Linked DNA regions of Homo sapiens: region 1 is linked to region 2. Evidence: chromatin contacts called from ENCODE Hi-C or POLR2A ChIA-PET data. All regions are on one chromosome and are shown on one strand. The core of a region is the stretch at or near the end of the contact, and the rest is flanking DNA. Distances in the headings are between cores, read along the strand shown. Region 1 holds the start of LINC00502 (long intergenic non-protein coding RNA 502). Region 2 holds the start of ANKRD1 (ankyrin repeat domain 1).

Region 1 (2,792 bases), core at 272-2,771, 120 kb before region 2:
GTCCTTGCATTTAATACTGTCATCCCACCTCTTCCCATAGCCAGCTTCTTGAGTGGAAAACGTCCCCAAGCCTGCTACTGCTCCCCCTGCAGTGGTGTCTCTTGAGTTGGAAAAACAGGATGTCTTCTCTTTCAGGGCCATGATCTGAGGCAGGCTGGGAGGAGGGAGGAGGAGGCATCTGGTTGATAGCCCTTTACAAAAGGAACATACTTGTGCTTCCCAGCTCTGTGCATGCTCCAGTCAGCTCAAGTCCGACCTATTGGCTCTGTTTGATTCAGCAACTTCAGACTCTGGTTAGGCCAGATGGAAAATCAGTCCTGGAAAAACGAAAATGTAAAAAACTGTGGCAGAGAAGGTCATTCACTCCCTCATAAATCTAAACACACTAAGCCCATTGAAGGACTTGCCAGGAAAATGTGATTTTCAGTTTTCTCTTTGGGTCCAATTTATCTTTACTGCTAAGTAGTCAAGTTGAATTAGATCCAGAACCAGATACAATCCTACCATTTTTCTTTGAAGGGAGGGACCCCCACCTTCCTGTCAGTGACCTAGCTACCCCATCCTAAAGACTGGTATTTCCTAAGTTAGAAATTCTAGCAGATCTTCTTTTAGGTTTCTGAACTGGGTGCACCCTAGGTTTCCTTTTCTCAGATGAATGAGTAATTGCATCTTTTCTTCAATGCCTCACTAAAGATGAGAAACAGTCACTCAGGATTGCATTTCACTTCATTGCATTTTGCTTTTTGCAGATGGCAATTTTTCTGCATCTTATGATCTCCCTTGACCTGAAGCACAGCCCCATCTATCATCCTGACCATTCAAGTTTGTAGTTTTGAAAGATACACAATAGAATGGAATACAAGAAAGAGCAAACCTGTCCAGGAGACTTGACCAAATGAACCCTCGTGTCAATGAGGGCATTAGAATAGGCCCTGGAATACCCATACTTCCATGATATTACCACAGTTGCACGTAAATATAAAACATGCAAAGCATTCCCCAGGCTGTTATTGGCAAGAATCATAGTTCTTATCCTATGAAGATAGGAGCAGAATAGAAGAGAGTAGTCCAGGTGTGTTTCCTACCTGAATGACAAAGTGGAAATTGATGTATAATTTTCCATATGGAAACAACTTGTTTCCCCACATTCATTTCCTCAATAAGGACAGATGCCCTAAGGCAGATTCCTTCAAGATGGAGTGAGAGAGGCCTTTTTTCAGCTCCCTGTGGTAGTCTTACTATATCATCACAGAGTCTTTGCTATGCCTCCCTTCAAGAGATGGAGTTTGATGTCTTTTGCCTGGAATGTGAGTGGGACTTAGTAACTCACTTTCTAATGTAGAGAATATGGCAGGGGTGATAGCATGTCACTTACAAAGACTAGGACATAAAAGATACCTCTGGCTTCCTCTTTGCTCTCTTTGGGATCTCTTACTCTGGAAGAAGCTGGTTGTCATGTCATGAGAACACTCAAGCAGTCCTATGGAGAAGTCCACATGGTAGGACCTGGGGCCTCTTGCCAACAGCCATGAGAGTGAGCCATGCTGGAAACAGCTCCTTCAGCCCCAGTCAAGCCTTCAGATGACACAGTCCTAGACAATATCTTAACTGAAACTGCAGGAGAGACCCCGAGGCAGAGTCACCGAGTTAAACTATTCACAAATTCCTGACCCACAGAGGCTGTGAGATAATAAATGTTTGTTGTTTTAAATCCACAAAGCCATAAATTATAGAGTAATTTGCTGTGCAGCAATAGATAATGGAGTCCGCCTTGGACAATATTTCATTGGTGGTGAAAATTTCATTCTATGAGTTATTTATGATGTATACCTTTATGTTGAATGGTCATTTTTTAAAAAACTAGTCTGCTTTCACAAGGAATAGTACTAATAAAATAAATACTCTTATTAGTTTATAATCTGAGCTGCTATAACTTGACCAGACATGTTCCTAGACAATTTAGTGGATACACTTAAATGTTCCCCCTACGGATTACTTGAGTAAACAAAGAGAAAGTGGGGTCCAGACTTATCAAACCACTTCATTGTAACAACAGAGTTAAAAGGATATTGTGGGGGGTTTAAAATATGCATGCAAATTCTTTGACACCCTTCCCATTGAGAGGTGGGAGTCTCTGACCTCTCCCTGGGAATCTGAGCCAACCATAGTGACATGATTGTAATGAGTAGATGACTCTGTAGACAGCCCCAGCTGAGGTGTCAGTCAAGAGCCAGTATCAACAACCAGACACAGGAGTGAATACACCTCCCAATGAGTTTTGCTCTCAGTCATCAAGTAAGTTACTCCCCACTGTCAAGTCACCCCCAAGTTGTGACCCCATATATAATGGAGCAGAGACAAAGTATCCCCACTGTATTCTGTCCAAATTCTTGCCCCACAGAATCCAGGAACATAATAAAATGGTTGTCTTATGCCATTAAGTTTTGGGGTAGTTTGTTACATGGAATACCAACCTGAACAGATGTATGGAAACAACTTTTCTTCACCTTTCAGATTAGTTGAAAACAATACAGTTTGGAGACAAGAGCTAATTAGCAATTGAGTTAAGCTATGACCGTTAAAAGACTTAACTTCAGGGCAAAATGTAAGGTTCAGTAGAAGGGTGGCAACATGAGAGCCCAAGTAGAGAGACATCCGTATGGTTTTTGCTCTGTTGTTGTTTCCTTTTGCAAATTGCATATCTCTGAGAACATTGAAGAGCTCGTTAGGCAGCATAAATAGAGCTAGACACAGTAAGCATAAATTTTACCTTTGAGTTTTTCCCTCACTTA
Region 2 (3,249 bases), core at 487-2,986:
GGACATATACTAAAATAGGAGCTATACAAAGAAGATTAGCATGGACTCTGTGCAAGAATGACACACAAATTTGTGAAACATTCCATATATTAAAAATAAATAAATAATAAAGAGAAAAGGAAAAAATTAAAAAGAAAATAGTGATAGCTGTGTCCATCTCAAAGAAAAGCCCAGGAGATTTCCTTTAATTAACCCCCTTTTAAGATAGAATATTAGGAGACCGGAACATATGATACAGGAGGTACTGGGAGGGTCCCTCTTTGTCAATGTTTTGTCTTGGGGTGGGGAGTCGATGTCTTCTCAAAGTTTCAGAAACACCATCCACTGACTGAGCATTCAAGGGGGAAGAGGAGAATGGCAGCCACATTTGTTGATTGGGTGAGTTTGGGGAGAAATAGACACACAAAGGTCAAACATAACTTCCTAATTAACACTTCCCTCCATTCACAATTCCCTTCTCCCATTCTTCTCTCCTTTCTTTTACTGAAAAAAACCCAGTTTTTCCTGAAACTATAAAAAGACCCCAGTATTTTTACATAATTTACACCTCAAAGATTAGAAACCAGAAATAGAGACCTTTTTCAACCCTTCCGGAAGCAAAGTGCATTATCCCTCCAGCCACGTGTCTCAAATCTTGATGCATCAGAATCATCTGGGTGCTTTGAAATTCAAGATGATTCCTACGAGTTACCATAAATCAACTCAGAATTCCCTGGAGTGGGGCCCAGGGATCTGTATTTCTGACAAGCTCCCACAGGTGATTCCTTTCCCCACAGCATTTGAGAACTTCAGCTCAATGACCTAATCAGAGTCCTGCCATTGCTAATAACTGGTCTCATTTTTTTCATATATATATATAGTATTTTTGGTAGAGATGGGATTTTGCCATGTTGCCCAGGCTAGTATTGAACTCCTAAGCTAAGCAATCTTCCTGTCTCTGCCTCCCAAAATGTTGGGATTACAGGTGTAAGCCACTGCACCCGGCTGATAGCTGGTTTCATTTACTCTATTTCTTGACCACTCTGATCCATTTTGAAGTAAAAATGCTCCAATTATTATGCTGTTTTAGAACACGGTAAGCATGTCATGTGCTAATTATGGCCAGTGACATCATAAAAGAAAAGTGCATTACTGAATGCTTTCAATTTCTTATAATGATGGTAAGGTGGCATGTCATGGGGCCTATTTAGCCCCAGACATCACTCCAAAGAATTCCAAACAGATATAGACAAGTGCCTTTAGGGCCCAGATCCCTTCCCCTCAGGCTGTTTACCCAGGGAATAGGATGTCCTGGGACAAGTTTCCCCTAAGTGAAGTGTTGATAAGTCTGCTTATCAGAAAGATATTACTGGGGGTGTGATATGTAGGGCATCTACATTTTCTTGATAGGTAGTCATATGAAAGCTGACAAAGAAAAAAAGGGCAGTGATGTGGTGCAATGTCAACAGACAGCTGTCCCCTGACTCTTGACAAATAGGATGACTTGCATTGCTGAGCGATGTGATCACCACCAAAGGAATGGCCCTCTCACATTTCTTCCTGATTCACATATTCAGCAGGGTTAGCTTGTCCTCCCCTCCCTCTTCAGCTTCCCAGACACTGAGTCTGGAATGAAAATTCACCTGCCTCTGAGTTGGCTCCTAATGGGGGTGGGAGTGTTACTTCGGTTCCCAGGTTGGAAGATTATCTCACCCGGCCCCAGCTATATAAGCTGACCGGTGTGGAGGGGCCCAGCAGGGCCAACTCCAGGGATTCCTTCCACGACAGAAAAACATACAAGACTCCTTCAGCCAACATGATGGTACTGAAAGTAGAGGAACTGGTATGTAAGATGCATTAATTTTATAAAATGAAAACTGGTTCATCTTGGTTTTTATTTGAAAATTGAAATGCCCTTTGCTTTCAGGTGTAATGCAAGGGAACTCTGAAAATGTCATATATGGAAAAAGGTTGATGTGATGAAACAAGTGAAATTGGAAAAAAAAAATGGAGCTACCAGTAATGAATTCTCTGCATATTTCCTATTTAATATCTTCTCCTTTGGTTTTATTACTACAGTGTGGAATCACGTGTAGTTATCAAAATGTCTTAGGGAAGAAGTGTTATTGAAAGAATGTAAGCCCGGAAACTTTACAATAAGGCGAAACTCATCAAAAGTACCTAAAGTTGAGTTTTAATTAAGCAGAGAAGGTTTTTGATTTTCCTAAAAGAAATGTGATTAAGCAGATTAAAAGTAGATTTAATCTGTCAACCTAACCCAAGCTTTGATTTAACCAAGAGAGTAGGACAAGCATCTGAAGGTAATTCTGGGACAATTGTAGCAGTGTGCATCGCAGCTTGAGATCTGAGAGTGCACTGCTCAAAGGTGGCTGTTCCCAGGGGAGAAGGACCAAGAGCCTCCTGCGGCATTGTCTGTGAAGAATGACCCAGGACGAGGCTGCTGCTTCTGACGCTGCCATCTTCTTCCCTCATAGGTCACTGGAAAGAAGAATGGCAATGGGGAGGCAGGGGAATTCCTTCCTGAGGATTTCAGAGATGGAGAGTATGAAGCTGCTGTTACTTTAGAGAAGCAGGAGGATCTGAAGACACTTCTAGCCCACCCTGTGACCCTGGGGGAGCAACAGTGGAAAAGCGAGAAACAACGAGAGGCAGAGGTGAGAGCCATCTGTGGAATCCACTAGTAGGATGTTGGGGCTGGGGTAGGGAATGGAAATGTCAGGGAAGGAGAAGAGAGAAACAAACCCAATCATTAAGATGTCTCTTTACCAGATTCTAACCCGTAAAGAGGCAACTTGTATGGAACAGGTTTTGGGAAATAACTCTTTGACAAGACTATGACCTCTGAATTCTGAATCAATGAATAAATGTGCTGTGACCATGTTTTGATTGAAAGATACACATGTCCAGTGAATTCCTGATGTTACACACCATGTAGTTAATCCCAAGCAACGGAGATCTCTTTTTCTCAATAACATGGTCTGTGGTCCATAGATCATTGTTTAACTGTCTGCTATCTGTGTTGACACAATCTGTGTTTCTGGGTGAATTTTCCTTAATTACTAACACAGATAAAATTTGCTTTAGTTAGCTGTGGTCCCTGGACAGTCTGTTTTAGAAGGCTCTGCTTAGTGAAAGAGAATGACATTGATATTTCAGAGCTTAACATTTATTGTTAGATTCTTTTTATCATGCTCAAAAATTAAACCAAGTTTTGAGCATAATTTTAAAAATCCTTTAAAAATCTAAGAC

Evidence for each region. A loop is a pair of places that touch in the nucleus more often than their neighbours do. ChIA-PET counts read pairs that join two places held with the same protein, here RNA polymerase II (POLR2A). Pooled maps may share reads with other maps.
Region 1: a loop to region 2 is called in a map of aorta, with 2.7 times the contacts of the local background. The contact joins the promoter of LINC00502 here to the promoter of ANKRD1 in region 2. A Hi-C loop is called at or near these places in 7 of 168 maps with a recorded cell type or tissue (Caco-2, Calu3, IMR-90 and 4 more) and 15 of 50 pooled maps. POLR2A ChIA-PET finds 5 or more read pairs at or near these places in 5 of 52 experiments (AG04450, IMR-90, MCF 10A and 2 more).

What each region holds. Positions count from the first base shown.
Region 1 is chr10:91,044,537-91,047,328 of GRCh38, reverse strand. It overlaps LINC00502 (long intergenic non-protein coding RNA 502), which reads right to left and starts at 1,521. Exons shown (of 4, transcript NR_047467.2): 1 at 1,399-1,521; 2 at 211-317.
Region 2 is chr10:90,919,574-90,922,822 of GRCh38, reverse strand. It overlaps ANKRD1 (ankyrin repeat domain 1), which reads left to right and starts at 1,736. Exons shown (of 9, transcript NM_014391.3): 1 at 1,736-1,822; 2 at 2,475-2,654. The coding sequence starts at 1,796. It also overlaps the pseudogene RNU6-740P.